2 separate regions of the Homo sapiens genome follow, and region 2 is linked to region 1. The links are chromatin loops, found by intact Hi-C in ENCODE. Cell type or tissue: Caco-2. All regions are shown on one strand. Each heading gives the region's core, and the rest is flanking DNA. Links, peaks and the distances in the headings are about the cores only. Region 1 overlaps SIPA1L1 (signal induced proliferation associated 1 like 1). Region 2 overlaps SIPA1L1 (signal induced proliferation associated 1 like 1).

Region 1 (10,357 bases), core at 1,631-9,630:
AGATATTGAATAATAAAGAAGTGACATTAAACAATTCAAAGAATTTTTCCTGTTTTTGAAGGATCGAGACACACTTAGAGAATGAGGTAAGATGATTTTAATGGCAGAACGTATGAGGCTACCAATTGGCAAGGAGCATAGTAAAAGCTGTGTGTCTAGCACTTCCGGTTTGCAAAGTACTTTCACACATACAGAGTCCAGTGGCTTGGGAAAGCTTCAAAAAGGCAATGAATCTTGAATTATCACAACAGTCAGATGTGTACCTTAGTGGGTATTCATACCCAACACTCTGTGTCAGTTGCATCACAGTGATTTAGAGAAATTATTATAAGAACTGTCACTTGTGGTAATTTTTTCCTTGATGCTGTGTTGTCTTTCCTTTTCCAAGCCAGTAGTTTCAGATTTCCTGTATCTGCTTGTTGAATAGCAGTGGGCCCCATATGAAGGTAGAATACTTAACCACAGCACTGTTTTATATTTTGGATGTGTTAAAAAATGAAAACAAAAACAAAAACAAAAAAACAGAAAACTGATCTGGCTGGGTTGTACAGGATGAATTGAAGGCAAAAGATTGAAGCCAGAACAGCAAATTTAGTGGCTGCTATAGGAACAAATTTCGGCTACTTAAGAAATATTTTCTCATCATCTTAATACAATGATGGGGATAATTTTGGTTGAGTATATTATTTGAAGGGACATTTGGTAGAATTTCCATGGAGGAATAATGTAGTATGCTTGTATGTAGTAGGCCTACCATAAAGATTTGTTTATTAGTGACCAAATGAATTTGTATCTGCAAGGTATTTGAATGGTGACCATATGAATTTTTGTTTGCATAGGTGGGTCTCTAAGGAGTAATTTATTCACTTTTCCTGTAAGTGTTTATTGAATCCCATTATATGCCAGGGACTGGTGGCTGCTGCTGGTAAACAGGATACATGGTTCCTGTCCTTGTATAGCTGATACTCTTCTAGTGACTTATGTGGCCCTTGTCAATGTTCTGTTCCTCTCCTCTAGTTGGATTTTTCTTTTAGTCAAAGGCCACCTGTTTTGGTGCAAAAACAATTGCAGTTGTTTATGGTCCTATATTAAATATTATTTATATATATAGAGAGAAATAAACAGTCAACTGCATTTTGGTTTCCAAGGAGATATATCTTGGCAAAATTTATTTTATCAAGTGCTTTTCTAAGAAAGAGTACCAAAGGAAACTGGCTGTAATGCCTTTTGGTTAAGATTTTCCTGAGGACCCAGATAGGGTTTTTAAATCTTGGTTTCTTCTACTCCCACACCCACCCCAAAAGAATCTGGAAAGCTAGTTATGACTAGTCCTGGGTTTGATATTGATTGCTGGAGCTTTGAAGAGTCATATAACCCTTCTGCATCTTCATTCATTCATTCATTTCTTCATTCACTTAATAAGTCTTCATTGTTTACCTGTTATGTATCAAATAATCCTTGTAAAAGGGAGAAAATTGAGGGTTGAATTCAGTTTTCTTTAAGACCTACTGTAAAAATTCTATAAATTTATTACTATGATTTAGTAAGATTTAGGCCTTTTTATAGATAGTAGAAATATTTTTGAAAGAACTGAAGAAAGAAATTTAGAGTATTTGTTTTTAACTCTAAAATATTTTAGTGAGAAAATTCTATAATGGTGGATAATTTTAGTGTTAGTTCATTCTGAGCTGAAACCAATCAACATTTAAACTCAGCTCAGAGTTTTTCTTTTTAATTTTGGTAGTAGACAGTTCTGAATCTAACCTTTCTGTTGTTACAGGTAGCACCCTGGAAACTTAATGCCTGTTTCAGATGATTGGTATAATGTGTGTGTAGGAGATTTGGAAATGCTTGTTACCTCTTCTAGGTGCTTGGTTCTGAATCTTTTAGACTATGGTCATCTTTTATGTGTAGTCGTCTTGGGATAATGGTAACATCATGTCACTGAATGCAGAACAGTCACACTGAAGATCTGAGTGCCATTACTGTGATAATTAAGCAGGTATTTGCTCATGCTGCCAAAAAAGTAATATTCAGAGTTCCTAGTGTGAGATTTCATGGCTTTATAAAGTGATATTTTCATTTTAACTTGTTGGAAATTCAACATAGTATTGACTATACATGAAAAGATTCAGTTATGCAAAGTAAAATGTAAGAATTTCCTCCCATGTCGATTGTTGCTTTTCGTAAATCTGGTTTCAGTGTTACCAAAGAACAGTGGAAGATTTGTTCTAGTCCTGGCTTTACTACATACTAGTTGTGTGACTTTGGCTGTCTTTCATTTACTAATCAGCAGTATCATTATGCATTTTGTAGGTGGCAGATACGTTCTCATCCTAGGGATACATCAATAAACAACTCTGAGTGAGATGGGAAGCCACTGGAGGGTTTTGTACAAAGGGTTTTGGTCTGACATCTTTAAAGAGTGACACTCTGTTGTGTAGGGGAATAGAATGGGGAGGAGTGCAAAGGTGGAAATAGGGGGATGTTAGAGGTTTCTAGCAATGCTCTATAGGTGAGATATGATAGCAGCTGTGGAGGTGATGAGAAGTGAGTGGTTTCTGGATATATCTCAAATGGGGCTAAAATGATTCACTGGTGGGTGAGATGATGTGGAGTGTGACAAAGAGTATACTCAAGGATGACACCGAGGTGTTTAGCCTGAGCAGCTGGAATAATGGGGATGCCATTTATTGAAATGGAGATGCCTAGAGGAGCAAGTTTGGGTGTGGTATTAAGAGTTGATCTGTGCATGTTGGGTATGAGATGCAAGTTGACTTGCCAAGTGGAGCAGTCAGGTAGGCAGCTGGGCAGGTCTGTCAGTCTTCATGAGCTTTAGTTTTCTCATCTGTGAAATGGGGAGAGTGTCTGCCCTTCTCAGAATTCTTGAGATCAAATGAGAAAAAAAAAGTTAAAACTTGTAAAGCTGTGTCTTACATTATTTCTGGAAAGTAGACTGGCTACCATCTTGTGTCCTTTGTGGTCTCCTTTGCACTATTTAACTCATAGGCCACATTGTATTGTGGAAAGTTAGCATATGCCCTCCAAAGCCTGGTTTCTTTCCCAGTAGATGTGAAAGCTTTCTCTTTGATCCCTCCTGCAATTCCTGGGCAGCTTCTGGGAGAACTTGGTATGTATGTATTTCAGTTATCTCCAGGGTGTCAGAGGGCTTCATTTTGTGTAGAACCATACTTGAGAGTGTGGTACCAGACTTGCCTCTTAATAAACATAGCTTTGGGCCAAAGTAATTTATTTAGGTGGGAGGGTATTGTAGTAGAAAAATGGCTCTTATCTTTCTCAAATTCTTTATTTTAGGCTTTTTCCATAACTTGAATCCATTAACAGATAGGGTCTAATAGGTCAGATGATTTTGGGAGACCGCTCTTCATGTTTCTTGATTCAGAAAACTTATATATTCTAGTTTTTTTGACTGCTTTACTTTTTTTCAGGCAGGTGAAATACATTAAGTATGTATTTGAATCTATTGAATTAAAATTTGCTTAGGATCCACCATGTTGAAAGCATCAGTCTTGTATTTTTATCAGTGTCATTTTGAATTTATTAAATGTCTGTCATTAGAGGTAGTAGTAAATAGTTATATATTTGAAATGTAGTACTTTTATAATCTATACTTTCCTACCAGTTGATTGTTCCTTTAAGAATGTCTTGGCTGGGCGTGGTGGCTCACGCCTGTAATCCCAAGCGCTTTGGGAGGCTGAGGCGGGCGGATCACGAGCTCAGGAGATCAAGACCATCCTGGCTAGCACGGAGAAACCCCGTCTCTACCAAAAATACAAAAAATTAGCCGGGCGTGGTAGTGGGCGCCTGTAGTTCCAGCTACTTGGCAGGCTGAGGTAGGAGAATGGAGTGTGAACCCAGGAGGCGGAGCTTGCAGTGAGCCAAGATCGTGCCACTGCACTCTACCCTGGGCGACAGAGTGAGACTGTGTCTCAAAAGAAAAAAAAATGTCTTTAGCCAACAGATGTGGTGGTTTTGGGTTCTTCTAATCCACAAGCAGTTTTGAACAGAAACACTATCACTCTTCACTGCTGTCCTCGTTTGATTATCAGTCAGCAAGGTTCCACTGGGCATCAGCAGTGTGCGCCCATTGCAGGTCCTCTGATTTAGAAAGGTCCTGACACATGCAGTGAATATAACTTGATGACTGCCATCTAAGTAAGTATGGTAACCGTTGGAATACCATCTAAGTAAGCATTCTAAGTGTTCAGTGGAAAGAGAATGGTAATCGCTTTAATAATGAAGGCCTCAGGGAGGTAGGAACCATGTTTTTCAGGAGATATCATGGGGGCAGAAGTTATTTTGGATAGTTTTCTTATATGTTTTGAGCAAAAGGACCTCTCTCTACATGAGGGTTTTTGTTAGGTCTTCAGATTTATAAAATAGGTTTACCCATCCGCTTAATAATTGTTAAGTTACATAGTCTTTTGCTTTTCATTGAATTGGCTTACTGTACATTATTTTGTTTCAGCCTCTAAGAAACTGAACCATAGGTACCCAGTATATTACTTGACATAATTGTTCATAATTGTTGAAGAGAAACCTCAAACCTTGTCTTTCCTTTTTAAGTACATATTAGAAAATTTTGGTCAATTGTAACAACTAATTTAAAGGGGATCTATATGTTTAAATCTGTATCTTTTTCATGCTTAATTTTTCCCCCTAGAAGGAACATGACTGTCTTAGTCTTCCTAAAGTATCTTTTAGGCTTTCCAAATTGTCTGATGGCTATTTATTTGAACTTAAGTGCAATAGTTGCTTTTATTGGAGAGATGCTGAGCGTCTGAGGTTGCAGTAATTATTTATGTACTCCTAAAGTTTTTTTAAATAACAACTTTATTGAGTTATAATTCTCTATTTAAATTAAAAAGTCAGTAGTTCTTAGTATATTCATACAGTTCTGCAGCTATCTCTATAAACAATTTTAGAACATTTTCATTACCCCGCAAAGAAACTCCAAGCCCATTTGCAGTCACCCCCCATTTCTTTCCAGCCGCACCCCTCCTCTCCGACCCTAGCCCTAGGCTACCACTAACCTACTTTCTGTCTTTATAGATTTGCCTCTTCTATGTGTTTCATATAAATGGGATCATACAATATTTTGTGTTTTGTGACTGGCTTCTTTCACCTAGCTCTGTCAAAGCACATTTTTTGCAAGCGCTTTAACTTTGGTGGTAATGTTACAGATTTAAGGATTCAAAACCAAATATTCCCTGTCTGCTGACACAGAAACTACAACCTGTGCTGGGACCAGAGAAAATAGCAAAACGACCAGTTACTAAGTGTGTTTGTAGAACAGGGAGTGAACTTTGAAGCTTTCATAAAATAAAACCACCCTAGTACTAATCCACCAGTGCATTCAGTACATGTGATTGCGTAATTGTTTTACCGCACCTTTCCAGAGTATTATCCTGTTTTTCCCTCGAATTTCTTGCAGCTCTTAGAAGTCGTTTCTGATTCTTCCCTTTCTTTTACTTTTGCTCTGATCTGTGACCAAGCTTTATCATTTTTTTCCCTTTGAATTGATTTTTTTAGCTTTTGCTCTTAGTTTTATTGTCACTGTCTTAGAGTGGACCTTGACCCCTGTATCTAAGCGGCTGTATCTAGGCTTAGGCCTCCTTTCTGACCCGTTTGACTCCCGCTGTCCCATTCTCCAGGCCATCTTGTCTGATCATTCTTTCTAAGGGACCACTTAGTTACATGTGCCACCCTGGAGGAACTCAAGTGGCTCTAATACTTTGCTACATCAAAGTCATACTTTCCTGCTTGCTTTTACGACATTCCTATTTGGTCTCTCCATTTTTGGCCTCTACCAGACTATGTCTCTGCCTTCCTATGCTAGGACTTTGCTCTGTCCTCTTCCGTCCTATTCTGATTTTCGAAAAATCTTCAGTTCGTTTTCAGTTTTAGTTATATTTAATTCAAAAAGTATGGAGGCCAGGTGCGGTGGTTCACACTTGTAATCTCAGCACTTTGGGAGGCTGTATCAGTCTCTTCTCACACTGCTAATAAAGACATACTTGAGACTGGGTAATTTATAAAGGAAAGAGGCTTAATGGACTCACAGTTCCACATGGCTGGGGAAGCCTCACAATCATGGCAGAAGGCAGATGAGTAGCAAAGTTACGTCTTACATGGCAGCAGGCAAGAGAGCATGTCCTGGAGAACTCCTCTTTATAAAACCATCAGATCTCATGAGACTTATTCACTATCACAAGAACAGCATGGAAAAGACCAGCATCCATGATTCAATTATCTCCCACCGGCTCCCTCCCATGACACGTGGGAATTATGGGAGCTACAATTCAAGATGAGATTTGGGTGGGGACACAGCCAAACCGTATCAGAGGCTGAGATGGATGGTTCACTTGAGCCTAGGAGTTGGAGACCAGCCTGGGCAACATGGTGAAATCCTGTCTCTACAAAAAATAAGCTAGGCATGGTGATGCATGCCTGTAGTCCCAGCTGTTCAGGAGGCTGAGATGGGAGGATCGCATGAGGCCAGGAGGTCGAGGCTGCAGTGAGCAGAGATAGTGCCACTGCACTCCAGCCTGGGCAGCAGAGTGAGACCATGTCTTAAAAAAAGAAAAATGTATGTGAAATCTACTAATTTCCTCATTTGTTGCTTTATCACTCTTATACCCTTCCCTGCATATGGTACTCCTTATCAGTATCTTGTCTCCCTTTTCCCTCTGGGCACCAGCCCCTGAACACTAGTTTTATCCCTGTCTTTCTCATCCTTCAAGACCCACCTTCTTCATTGATGTCTTGCTGGTTACCATAACACACCCTGATTTCTCCCTTCTCTGACATGTTGTTGTATTGTGTTGCGCACTTAAAGAGCCTAGCACTTAATGATTAATGCATAGTTCATCAAGGGTGTTTAGCCTGGAGAAAACTCAGAGGGGCATCATCCTTTGTCGCAGGAGTCAAAAGTCCATCAAGTGGAAGGAGGAGAGGTTACCTTTTGTCTTCTCAGGCCTCACAGGACAGAACCAATGAGTAGAGTAAATACAGATATTTGAGTAAACATTAGAAAGGACTTTGCTGGTCCAGGTGCTTGCAGTTGTGATAGGCTGTGTCCCATCGTTGGAGGCCCTAATGCATAAGGCTGGATCATTTCTGGACAGGGTCATTGTAAAGGGCGTTCACATGATTCACATGGGCTCAGTTACACTAGTGATTATCTGTCTCGAGTGTCACAGTCATCCGGGGGCATTTAAATACACAGATTCTCAGCCTCCACCTTGAGAGTTTAGGTTGAGCAGTCTGTGAAGCCAGGCTTGGAAAGTTTTGAATTAGGTGGCTCTTTTAGTCCTGAGATCCTATGAGGCTCATTTGGTTACTAGATTTTTATTTATTTTATTTTTATTTATTATTATTATTTTTTGAGACAGAGTCTCACTTTGTTGCCTAGGCTGGAGTGCAATGGTGTGATCTCGGCTCACTGCAACCTCCGCCTCCTGGGTTCAAGCAATTCTCCTTCCTCAGCTTCCCGAGTAGCTAGGATTACAGGTGTGCACCACCACACCCGGCTTCTTTTTGTATTTTTAGCAGAGATGGCGTTTCACCATGTTGGCCAGGCTGGTCTTGAACTCCCAACCTCAAGTGATCTGCCTGCCTTGGCCTCCCAAAGTGCTGGGATTACAGGTGTGAGCCACTGTGCATGGCCAGATTACCAGATATTTATTGAGTGCCTGTATTATATGGCAATATAAAGTTTTTGGTTTTTGCCTTCATGGAGCATAGAGTCAAGGGAGTAATGCAGACAGAGAGCTGAAACCATGTGATTTCTCCTCAGGTAGGTATAGATTCTCTGAGGATAGAGACCATTTCTCTTTTTTTCATGGTTCTTTATTTGCCCCAGAGGAATGGGCACTTTGGGATTCCTTCTTGACTGGCAAGATGATTAACCCGATGTTTACTGACAAGCCCTCCTTGTGGTAGGGCTTAGTACTATGTTCTTTATCTAAGTGTTTTCTTTACTTTTCTTTCTTTCTTTTTTTTTTTTTTGGGACAAAGTCTCGCTCTGTAGGCCAGGCTGGAGTGCAGTGGCATGATCTCGGCTCACCGCAACCTCCGCCTCCTGGGTTCAAGTGATTCTCCTGCCTCAGCCTCCCGAGTAGCTGGGATTACAGGCACTCACCACTTCACCCGGCTAATTTTTTGTATTTTTAGTAGAGACAGGGTTTCACCATGTTGGCCAGGCTGGTCTTAAACTCCGGACCTCAGGTAATCCGCCTGCCTCAGCCTGTAAAAGTGCTGGGATTATAGGCGTGAGCCACCGTGCCAGGCCTATCCAAGTGTTTTCATACAACTTAATGTCTTGGTTGAGAAGGAGCCACTCTATCTTCATTTGTTTCATGGCAGGTTCTGGCTTTAGATTTTGTTGCTTCCTGGTAATTAATGTCAGCTATCATTTATTGAGTAACCACTGTGTCAGGCACTTTGTGTCACATTATTGCTAATCTTTATAAACAAGCCTGTGAGATAGACATTAGGACTCTGTGGGAGCCAGGATATTGAGTTCCTGTTACAGAATTTCTGCTTCTCTTAACATAGATTGTAGCAGCTACTGAGTTGAGGCGTTATCTAATGCAGTCATCTGTTGGGACCAGAGTAATTGCAGTCATATTTTGGCTGTGTGCATAAAGCATATTTTGTTGGGAATGCCAGAAAGCCTGTCTGCTTATAATAGGTAGCTATGACCACCACCCTGTTAAACTTATAATTCGTTTTAAACACTATGCTGTACTGATAATAAAAGATTTTCATCTGTTTCTCCAATGAAAGGCTGATCTTGCTACTATAGTTTTAAGCATGGTATATGGTTTATTATTCATTCATGTTGTGCCCAAATGGAAAGTCAGGGACTGTTTTTTTTTTCGTATCTTTAACAATGATCTGGATTTCACAGAGTTGGTGTGTGACCCATTTGGTGGTTTCTTTTTCTTATCTGTTGTAGGACTTTGGCCTGTCACGGTGTCGGCCCTAGTGCCCAGTTAGTAATGACCATAAATATCTTTTGCTGAACAACACCAGTGAATTCATTCTGTGTTAGGTTCTTTACTTATTCCATCTCATTTTATCCTCATGAAATTCCTGAAAAATAGGTATTATCAACATTTAACAGATGTAAGGAAACTGAGAAAGGCTAAATAACTTGTCTAGCTTTCAGTTGCTTCCCTAGCTTTCCGATGCTCCCCTAGTTTTCCGATGCTCCCCTAACTTTCTGATGCTCTCCTGTTTACCTGAGGAGACTCAGGCGTGGTTTGCATAAGAGTTAATACCATTTCTTTTTCTTTCCCTCATTTCTTCCTATTGTAGGCTTTACTGAGAAAAATTTGATGTTACCTGAGGTCAGGAGTTACCATCCTGGCCAACGTGGCGAAACCCCATCTCTACTAAAAAAATACAAAAAATTAGCCAGGCATGGTGGTGCATGCCTGTAGTCCCAGCTTTTCAGGAGGCTGAGGCAGGAGACTTGCTTGAACCCGGGAGGCAGAGGCTGCAGTGAGCTGTGGTTGCACCACTGCACTCCAGCCTGGACAACAGAGCGAGACTCCGTCTCAAAAAAAGAAATAAAAGTTAAGTGGTATATAAGTGAACTTTCAGGAGGTGAAGATGTACTAGTATCTCTGACACCTAGAGAAAAGTCATGGATAGTGTATTTAAAGTAGTGCTTGTCATTGAATGTCCTTTCTGGCCAACAGAACTTACTGAGATGTGGGGAGCAACTTCCACAGTGGGCTGACACCTGCCGAGGGAAGTCCAAGGCCCGGGATTGCAGATGCTTTTAATATGAATAGCTAGGTGAAATGTGAATATATATAGTTAGGTGAAATAAATGTAAATCTTCACTAAGTTTGTAATAACCACAGAGTTTTTTCTAGTAAGAACATCTTCACGTTACTTCCCAACTTGAGCAAGACAGGAAGCTTGAGACATTTATTTTTTGGGGTGAAATGCTTTCTTTTTCATCTTGCAGCATGGATTGTGCAATTGTCATCTTGTCCTTGACTTCTGCCTATTGCCCTAAAATTATCGGGCTGTCATCAAGTCAGCATCTGCTTTGTTTTGAAATACATGTCTTTTAAGAGGCTGGAGGCATATTAGAAATATACAGATTTTTTTCTCCCCAACTTTTGTTTTAGATTCAGTGGTACAGGTGCAGGTTTGTTACGTGGGTATGTTGTGTGATGCTGAGGTTTGGGCTTCTAATAATCTCGTTATGCAGGTACTGAGCATCGTACCCAACAGTTAGTTTTTCAACTCATCCCTCCCTCTCTCTCTCCCCTCTCTAGTAGTTCCAGTGTCTATTATTGCCATTCTTATGTCC
Region 2 (10,357 bases), core at 1,186-9,185, 350 kb after region 1:
AACCTTGATCACGTCACAGCACTCCAGCCTAGGCGACACAGCAAGACCTTCTCTCAAAAAGAAAGAGAAAGTAGTTGTACAGTATTAAAATAGAAGCTTAGCTAGGGAATTGGAGGTGGAAGAGGTAGTAGTGAAAGCAAAACATGGCCTAGGTGAAAATTTTTGGAAAGTTGGTGCCCAAAATACATAATAATAAAGTTCTGTACATGTGCTGGTTCCTAGCAGCCGACAGAAAGGGGCATAGATGGTGATGTTCTTTGAGTTTACAAGTTAGAACAAGAGCATTGCTGAGGAGAAGCAAAGATAGTCCAGATTTTGAGCATAAGTGAAATTTTTCCATGCATTATTATAAATTTTAGTCAATATTCCTTTGGTAAAATGTAATATTTTTGCATTGTATTTACTGATCCAGAACATTAGATCTTTATAATATGCCTTATTTAGTCAGAAACGAAAGGCTGTAGTCACAAATGAAAGACTCTAAACTATACCACAGTGTATTACCTCTATGAACAACCAAAAAAGGGTTGCAGTGGCATATTTTTGTCATAAATATCAGAATCAAAGCTTGAAATTATATCAGAGCCTAAAGTAGTATTCGTTAATATTAGAGAAAAGGTTCTATTAGAGAAAAGGTTTTAATGACATAGCAGTCATTAACTACTAAAAGTAATGTCAAATGTGCCATAAAACAATGTTTTACAGACTGCAGACCATAACTCTCAAGTAGATCATCAAATCAATTTAGGACATTGTGCCCAGTGTATTTTTGGATGAAGTGTATTCAGAATACAGCAAAATGGAAGACATGAGAGGAAGGATGCACATCTGTGTGTATATATGGTGGTGCTGTGTCCCAGTGTGAAATGTATGTCTTAGGTTGTCATCCAGAAAGTGTGAAAGCCATTGCTATTAAAGCATAAAAGGGATAGAGTGGAGCCTTGGGCGGAGGGTCAGATTAAGGTCACCCTTGGCTTTTGGGACATTTGGGGGACTGGTAAGGAAACCCCAAGAAGAAAGTACTCCTTGGAGACGTGGGCTATGACTGAGTCAAGTAAGGATGGCAGCAGACGCCATTGCTCCTTCTGAGCACATGCTCCAAAAGTGGCACTTTCCAACAACAAAAACTCTACTGAAGGTGGGGGAGAAGATGCATTATGGAATACACATTTGAAATGTAAGGAGTCAACACTGAGATATGTAGACAAGGTCATGAAAGAGTGGCACCTTCCATTGTCCTTATTCTCCTGCCAGCCAACTATGTAAACCCTTCCACTTTGCCCCCCATCTCCATGTCTCACCTTCCCTCCCCGCGCCTTCAGCCTCATCCACGTCAAGACCAGGCCTTTGGCCGGACGCCCTTTGGGCCTGCACTGTCCAGGACAGGAGGCATGTGGCTACACAGCACTTGTGATGTCGCTGGTCCAAAGTGAAATGGTCTGTAAGCTGCTCGTACACCCTTTCGGAGCCCAGTCGCAATGTGCGGTGGCGGGAATGTGAAGCTGCGCATACACCCTTTCAGAGCCTGGTCATGGTGTGCAGTGGTGGGGGTGTGAAGCTGCTCGTACACCGTTTCAGAGCCCAGTCACGATGTGCAGTGGCAAGTGTGTGAAGCTGCTTATACACTCTTTTGGAGCCCAGTCAAGATGTGCAGTGGCAGGTGTGTGAAACTGCTTATACACCCTTTCAGAGCTCAGTCACTGTATGCATTGGCGGGTGTGTGAAGCTGCTTGTATACCCTTTTGGAGCCCCAGTCATGGTGTACAATGGCAGGTGTGTGAAGCTGCTCGTTCACCCTTTTGGAGCCCAGTCACGATGTGCAGTGGCGGGTTGTGAAGCTGCTCATACACCCTTTCAGAACCCAGTTGTGGTGTGCAGTGGTGGGTGTGTGAAGCCGCTTGCTTCCATTGAGACTTCATGCTCTCAGGTATGCCCCCGTCATGCTGTCCTGGTGGCCTTTCCTCCTCAGGTCTCAGTAGTCTGGCCACCCCCAGGGTGTCCGTGGGTCCCATTGTTTTTTAAAGACTCCATATCTCGCACTCAAAAAGTTGGGATTGAGTAAAGGAAAATACTATTATAATACTTCCTTGGGTTCTGGTTTTTGAAAAGAAAATAAGTACTAGGGCCCAAAGATTGAAAGGTGGTTTGAAACAGAGGGTGAAATTGTGGATCCATTTTTAAGTGTTAATGAGAATCAATGTGGTTCCACCAGCAAGAAAAAGCAGTATCCATTGTGTTTCTCCCTGTGCCTTGCCCCTAATAGGAGTTGCTCTGAAACCTACCGCATGCCAGTGATGGAGTACAAAATGAATGAAGGTGTTTCATACGAATTCAAGTTTCCCTTCCGAAATAATAACAAGTGGCAGAGGAACGCCAGCAAGGGGCCTCATTCACCTCAAGTCCCGTCCCAGGTGCAGAGTCCCATGACCTCGCGGCTGAATGCTGGAAAAGGAGATGGGAAGATGCCTCCTCCAGAAAGAGCCGCCAACATCCCTCGAAGCATCTCCAGTGACGGGCGCCCACTAGAGAGGCGGTAAGTGTGCCTTCAAAGGTTTGCTCTATCTCTCTCTGCCCCAAATGTAAGTAACACAGACCCATAAGCACTAGTTTTAGGCCTTCTCATATTTTACTAGAAACAAAGAATTAAACTGAGGTGCATACCGTAGTGACTTTCAAAGCATGGTAGTGTTCCAAAGCCATAAGGATCAACAGAGATTGATTCTAGCAAAGCCTTCAGCTCTGCACACTGGTATTTGTGCTTTGCTCTTTAATTTCCGTGTGATTATCAACAGACGTCGTTACTGCATGCTTAGTGGCCCTGTGGATTAGAATTTAGCAGACTCTTTGAGGTGACAGTGACTGTATATCATCCTTGACAGTCTTCATCATTTTGTTCCGAAATGATGATATAAGAGCAACAGAAGGCAGGTTTTTGGTTGAATAACTATGTTTGTGTCACTTTATTAATAAAGGATTATGCGGAAGGAAAACTAGTATAACACAAACATATTTTTCACTACTCTGAAAATAGGAAAGAATAGTGAAGAGAAGACGATACGTGGAGATACGTTAAAACACTTAGTCCTGAGTAAAGTAAGCCAGAGGGAGAGGGACTGAGGGGTCCTAGAAAGTAAGAAACCAAAGGTTGTTGTTAAATTGAAAGCCATAGAGAGTTCCCTCCCAAAAGGTAGTGGGTTAACTCTGCCTTTACAAGGTTGCCCTAGCACTTTTGTCTGGAGTTAAGAGTAAACTGCAGCACTTTGAACTAGAGTCCAGGCCTAAAATTAAACTAGATTAAGTGCTTTCAAAATGGGAATAGAAGTTGGCTATACAGATTTTAAGTAATTGCACTATAAATTTGGTTACCTCAAATCATGTACACTAAAGCAGTTTAATTGAATAATCTGCTAGTGGTCTGCTAGAAGTCATCAACTTCTTTTTTTTCTTTCTTTTTTCTTTTTTTTAGACAGAGTCTCACTCTGTCATCCAGGCTGGAGTGCAGTGGTGCTATCTCGGCTCACTGCAACCTCTGCCTCCCAGGTTCAAGCGAGTCTCCTGTCTCAGCCTCCCAAGTAGCTGGGATTACAGCGTGAGCCACCACGCCTGGCCTAGAAGTCAACTTCTTTCTGTCCATCCACTGTCCTTTCCCCATCTCTTCAGGATTGCCTTAATCACATCTCAGAATGTTGTTGTGAAAACCCTTAGACCTGGGGAGAAGTCTGTATTCTGGGAACTGTGTTGGGGAGAAGGGAGGGTCCATGTGGAAGCCAAAACATGAGCCTGACTCATCTGAGTGGCAAGAACCAGGTCTGGCAGGAGCAGGGTGCTGAGGAAAACGGTTCCCAGATACACGTAAATCATCACCGCTCCAGTTTGGAAGCAGAGAGCAGGAAGATTTAGAAACCACACTATGAAGTCTTTATCTTAGTCTGACTTTTGAACTGTTGCATAAAACATTGTCACTTAACTATTTTAGGTTACTAGGATACCATGTAGAAATAATTTAATAAAAACAGACAAACAATTTAATTAAAACAGACAAACCAAAAACATAGTCATCTTTCTACAACTTCTCATTTCATCCTGGAGATCTGTTTACAGAGCCTTGCTATTTATCTCAATAAAAGTTTCCTCTCCCATAGTGGCCCCATTACCATCTGGACTCCTCTCTTTCCTTATTTTGAGGAGGAAAACATCCAAGAGACCTCTGAGTAAATTCTTTTTTTGACACATTCCAGACTTGGCTGCCTCTGAGGTGTGTGCTAACTGGAATTCATGATTTGGCCCACATTTTGAAAGATGAACCTAGGAAATCACTGTATAGAGAAGGACCTTTTCCCCCACCTCAGTGCTGTTTTCTTTCTCTCCAGAACAATCAGCAGGCTTTCACAAGTGAAATTGGCTTTGTGTAATTTCCTTTATACAATATTCCATTTGAGAATGTATTTTGATTCCATGTTGAATTTAATTTCTGCAACAGAAACTAAAGCTCCTTGCCAGTCATACTGACCTTCAAAAGGGAAAATATTTTTTGTAGCTGAGTATCATATTTCGATGGGAGCAGCTTTCAGTGCTAGAGAATGCAGAACTCCATTTTTTCCAGATGTAGATCCTTGAGTTCTAGAGGTAATTTCTGTGTGTACTTGTGTCTGCCTTTCTTCTTTACTCCACCCAGAGGAAAATGCATCTCAGTAAGTGCGCCTTCTAGAAGACCATTAGAGTAGCTTGTGACTCTCTAAGCTGCAGAGGTGAAAGGGCCATAGGTGGGGCTGACGAGGTTTTCAGGAAAATTTAACCTCTACTCACTGCCCCCTTAGTCTCTGGTATATATTCAGTACACTAGACTAGGATTTCAGATCTTAGGATGCAGGGCTTAGATGACTTGTGAGATCTCAGTCCTACAGTTTCCAGGATATTAGGATGATTTGGCTCATCTTCATTTTGAAATATATGGTAATTAATTGGATGGATATTCTTCTTTTATGAAAATTTAAAGTTCAGTTTCTTACCCCATCATTCCTAATTTTTAGTAAAAAATATCTTTTAAGTTTTAATTTTGAGGCATAAAGAGAAGGTACTATAGATTGAATATCTTAATCCAAAAGTCTGAAATCTGTAATACTACAAAATCTAAAACGTTTTGAGCACTGACATGATGCTCAAAGGAAATGCCCATTGGAGGATTTCAGATATTCGGATTAGGGATGCTCAACTGCAAGTGTAATGCAAATATTTCAAAATCCAAAAACTTCCAAAATCCAAAACATTTCTGGTCCAAAGAATTTAGGATACGGGCTACTCGTGTTTGAGAAAGTTTGTTTTGCTACTGTGACTCCAGGAATATTTGAGGATAGAGCAGATTCATGAGTTTTATCAGAAATACTTCCTCAGTCCTTCTTGAGTCCCCAGATGCATAAAGTTCACCTTAGAATATAATTTCCTTCATGAAATTTAGTAAAACATAACTGAAAACTTAAAGCATCCCCTTTGTAGTCCTACTGAGAACAAATACCTTATTGAGATACAGAAGTGAGGAGTACCGGGGCACCCCTCATCCATCTGACTCTCCCCTGCATACCAGCGCCGTCCTGAGTGCCATTTACAATTTGTACCTTGTACTCACCAAGTATAATTTGGACCTTTCAGAGGAATCATAAATCATGAAAATAAATGACAGGGTCTGCCAGACCTTGAATCTTGCCTTACCAGTAATGGTGTGGCGTAATATTGTGACTAAAGAATGCTTTACAGTTGTTCATTCCATTCATTTTTTCTCCTGTAGGTTAGGGAAATTGTGTTTAACCATAGAGAAACCAGCTATACTTAAGCTCAAGTTAGCAGCCATCTCAAGTCTACTCCTCCAGTGCTCCCCAAATCTGCCCACTTAAGTAACCATGGATGGATCCAACACAGTCCATTTTGGGTGAAAACACTAATTTACTGCTTGTAGAAGCATAGTTTTTCTTTAATTTGTATGTAGTATCCCAGACTTAAAGGTCATTAGGAACAAAAAAAATAAATCTGCATAATATTTTTCCTTTAATATCAAGGTCAGGATTTTTATGACATAAAAATGTTGGTGTTTTGAGTTTTAATAAAAATTCTTTAGTTGGATGATGTTCTTTATACATAGTTAAGAGAAACTGACACAGTAAGAATTGATAATCCATTTGGCATCTAAATAGAATAAAGTCTAATTTCTATTTGGTTTAAATATATGAGTTTTATGCTCTCCAGGTGGCTTTCTGATTACAGAATTTTACAGTATTTGTGAGAGTAGTAGTTATTAACAATTAACATTCGTTCAACAGAAATAGGTAATATGATACGGTCACTATTTTGGCCTCAAATTTACCTAGAGCTTAAGGGTAGGATTGAAATAAAAATTGCTGGCTGTGGCACGCTGAACTTGATACATTACTGTGTTTAAACATAATGCGGGATCAGCAATAAAACCCTGATCTGTGTTAATATGCTTATAAAAGTTGAGCTATTTGAGGGGCTTTGGATAAACAACAGACATCTTAGCATGTAAAATGATTTTCTTTTCTCCTTTTTTTAGGCTGGTATTACCAGCCTTTATGTAAATATTTGATGTTAGAGCTCACTGAACACTTGGTACTTCTGAGTTTTACCTGGATGTCATTGTTACTCCCCTTGAGACCCCTGCACTTAACTCTTAAGAAGCTGGATGGGGGGCCTTTTTTGTTCACGCAGTTATGGCAGCTGCGTCTGCAGCCTCCCTCCCTCCTTCCTTACAGACACCAGCACCATATAGGGTGTGAATATGGTGGAAACAAACTTAAAAGAGTTCTCCTCTCAGAGAGCATAATAGTCACGTGACCATTCAGTCTTGATTTTTAAGGAAATACTTTTTAAGTTTGTTATATCATACAGGATCTAAGCTAATCTTCCACTGTGTCATTTTCTGCTTTCAAACAAAACAAGCACCATTTAATGTTTACTCTTCTTTTGTTTAGAATATTAGCTGTGGTTAGAAGCCTCAGACTTGTGCTTTCCAAATACTGGCCCCCTCCATCACAGCTTCGTGCCTTGCCATGAGGATCCTGAAATCATGGGACTTTTGAACTTCACTGGGAATGCTCCAGCTAGGTCCCCATTGCCCATTGACTTCCATATTTCTTTTCATTTCTTTAATTATTTTTTTTTTGTGACAGGGTCTCACTCTGTCGCAGTGGCATTGATCTTAGCTCACTGTAAACTCAAACTCCTGGGTTCAAGCCATCCTCCCACCTCAATCTGCTGAGTAACTAGTACTGCAGGTGCACGCCACACCACACCCAGCTTATGTTTTGAAATGATTTTTTTTATAGAGACAGTGTCTCACTCTGTTGCCCAGACTAGTTGTAAACTCTTAGCCTCAAGTGATCCTCCCTCCTCAGCCTCCCAAAGTGCTGGGATCACAGGTGAGAGCCACTGCACCCAGCTAACTTCTACATTTCTAAAGCTTCTGGATGGTGTTAGGTCCTTAGCTTATTTGATACCATTCACTACTCCCTCCTTCTTCAAATTACATTTCCTTGTCTTCCAAAAGGTATTCCTGATTTTTTTTGTATCGTCAGCTCTTTGCGCCTATCTCATCACCCTGAAATTTGTGTTCCCCACTTCTTCCTCATTTTTATTTGAATCCCACACTGTGCAATTCTTCTAGAAGGTTCATCCACTTGAGCAACCTCAACTGTCATCTGTATGTGGGCAGTTCCTTAGCTGATCTGTTTTGCCTTGGTCTCTTTTTCACTTTTCATATTCCTGACTACCTACTGAACATATGCACTTGAAAGGCATGAAAGTGTCTCACATTCACAAGTTCAAGCTGACTTGACCTTCACACCTGCCCCTCCTTCTGCCTCTTCCGTCTCGTGTGTTACCCACCTTGGTGGATGGCTTTGCCATCTACCTGAGTATCCAGAGCAGAAGTAGGATTCGTTATCAACTTCCCCTCAGCACTATCATCCCATCTCCACACATGTTCCTGCCATTGCCTGAGAAGTTCTCATTTCGCACTAAGTTTCTTTTGCTTACCTAAACTGTTGCCAACAGCCTCTAGGTATGATTACCAGCCTCCCACTGGAAGGATGACCTAATAAAAATGGATATACTCCTCAGGCTGTGCCTTTTCATTATAGCCCTTCCATAGTTCCACACAGCCTTCAGGATCAAGTCCAACTCACCAGCAAGTTTGCCTGTGTTGGCTGGGTGCTGTGGTTTATGCCTATAATCCCACCACTTTGGGAGGCCAAGGCTGGTGCATGGCTTGAGTCTAGGAGTTCAAGACCAGCCTGGGCAACATAGTGAGACCCCGTATCTACAAAAAATAAAAAAAAATTAGCCAGGTGTGGTGGCACATGCCTGTAGTCTCAGCTACTTGGGAGGCTGAGTGGGAGGATCACCTGAGCCTGGGCATTTGAGGCTGCAGTGAGCCGTGATCACGCCACTGCACTTCAGCCGGGGTAACAGAGTGAGACCCTGTCCCTCCCAAAAAGTTTGTCTATGTGGACTTGCCTTTCCCTTTTCCCCTATCATCGTCACCACCCCCATCCCTAGGCATGGGAGTGGCTCTCTCCTCTGCAAGCACTATGTTCCCCTTGATGCCTTTTTAGGAGCTCCTCTACTTGGTGCACCTTCCACTCCTTCTTTTGACTGCTGAAGTCTTGCCATGCCTGCTCCTCTGACAAGTCGCCTTTAATTTCCCCAAAACACTCTCCTCCCATTTCTACCTTAATTGCCTCACTAGGAATGTTCTTACCACCACATGGCTTCTTCACTCACAAAATTTATGAAACTTCGCTTTAATGTTATTTGTCCATTTCTTTAAACTTAGCCTGTCTTATTCATCTTTGTATTCCAAATACCAGCCACAGACTCTGGCATTTAATAGGCTCCCAATGCTTTTTTTAAGAAGAGTTTCCTCAACTTAGTGTGTCTACACTTCACATGGTAGTCCAGCTTTCCACACGAAGAGTTTCCTCTACTTTCCATTTGTGGTAATGACCCTTTAATAACAAAAGGGCTTATTTAAGTAACTGGGGACAGAATTTAATCTATCTTGGAGAAAATAAACCAATTTCCTTTTATAAAAATTAGATGATAGGTAAAGGCAAAGCACTTGATAGTCTGATAAAGCTATAGCATTAAACATAGATATAAGTAGAATTATTTGGTTTTTGTTGACTAAGTTTAGAATACTTCATTTTAAAAGTATATTGCTGGTAGAGCTTTTCTAAAATTGACTCAAAGTGAAATGCAAGATCTTGATTGACTCCTTCAAAAGGTTTTAGTTGGAACTGAATTCTGGTGGTGTATTTGTCAGCCAAGACAAGGGAGAAAAGCAGAGGGCCGCATTTGACTTAAAGTGACCGGACTCTGAAGGCTCCTGTTTTCCACTCCTTGCAGGAAACAGCGTACTCTGGCATCCATGTCAGGATTAGAGTTGATGTGATTTGCAAGTTCACATTTTTAGATGATACTGCAACAGTGGTTCCTATTCAGGCATTCAGGAAATGGGCACAATGGCTTCAGCTTGGCACACCTCCCAGTTCCCCATCGTTTACAAACTCCAGAGTGGCCCAGGAATGGGAGGAGAATGCTCCAGTACTGTGTCCAGCTCCAGCTCTTCAGTTACTTACTCATCATTCCTTGGGCCTCGAAAGTAGCTATTCTGCACTCACCCTAGGGAAATGTTTCCATAACGGCTTCCTCTCTGCAGGGCCACCTGTGTATTAGTGTGACCTGCCTGGAAATTCCTAGAAGCACCAGGAGGGTAGGCTGTGCTGTCCAGGGGCCATGATTTGCATCCTGCCTACGCTACTGGGAGTGTGTGGCAGTGGGCAAGGTCCTGTCCTTCTGCACTTTAACATCCCCATGACTCAAGTAGGTCACAGCCCCACCTCTTAGAGTCTGTGAAGATTAATTAGGGTAATACAGGTTCAGCATCCCTTACCCAAAATGCTTGAACCAGAAATGTTTCAAATTTCAATTTTTTTTTAATTTTGCGCATATTTGCATTGATCCTATTGGTTGAGCATCCCAAATTTGAAATCCAGAATGCTCCAATGAGCATTTCATTTGAATGTTATATTGGCGCTCAAAAAGTTTTGGATTTTGGGGCCAACTGCTGTGGCTCACACTGGTAATCCCTGCCCTTGGGGAGGTCGAGGCAAGTGGATCACCTGAGGTCAGGAGACCAGCTTGGCCAACATGGCGAAAGCCTGTCTACTAAAAACACAATAATTAGCTGGGTGTGGTGGCGGGTGCCTGTAATCCCAGCTACACGGGAGGGTGAGGCAGAAGAATCACTTGAACCTGGGAGGAGGAGATCGCAGTGAGCCGAGATCAC

What was found. A loop is a pair of places that touch in the nucleus more often than their neighbours do. Peaks named below come from ENCODE experiments on the same cell type or tissue, not always from the same donor. Only the 100,000 strongest peaks of a DNase experiment are listed, where the experiment ranks them.
Region 2: it touches region 1 in a loop (4-fold over the local background); 3 of 110 quality-filtered maps call a loop at or near these places.

Annotation. Positions count from the first base shown.
Region 1 is chr14:71,331,350-71,341,706 of GRCh38, forward strand. All of the region lies in intron 2 of SIPA1L1 (signal induced proliferation associated 1 like 1), which reads left to right. Among named protein-coding and RNA genes, the nearest start is that of SIPA1L1-AS1, 15 kb to the left of the region's middle. In Caco-2, for the core only: no CTCF peak of the experiment used is centred there; DNase peaks (open chromatin) are centred at 5,632 and 7,082.
Region 2 is chr14:71,683,099-71,693,455 of GRCh38, forward strand. It overlaps SIPA1L1 (signal induced proliferation associated 1 like 1), which reads left to right. Exons shown (of 24, transcript NM_001386936.1): 13 at 2,264-2,533. Among named protein-coding and RNA genes, the nearest start is that of RGS6, 240 kb to the right of the region's middle. In Caco-2, for the core only: no CTCF peak of the experiment used is centred there; a DNase peak (open chromatin) is centred at 5,593.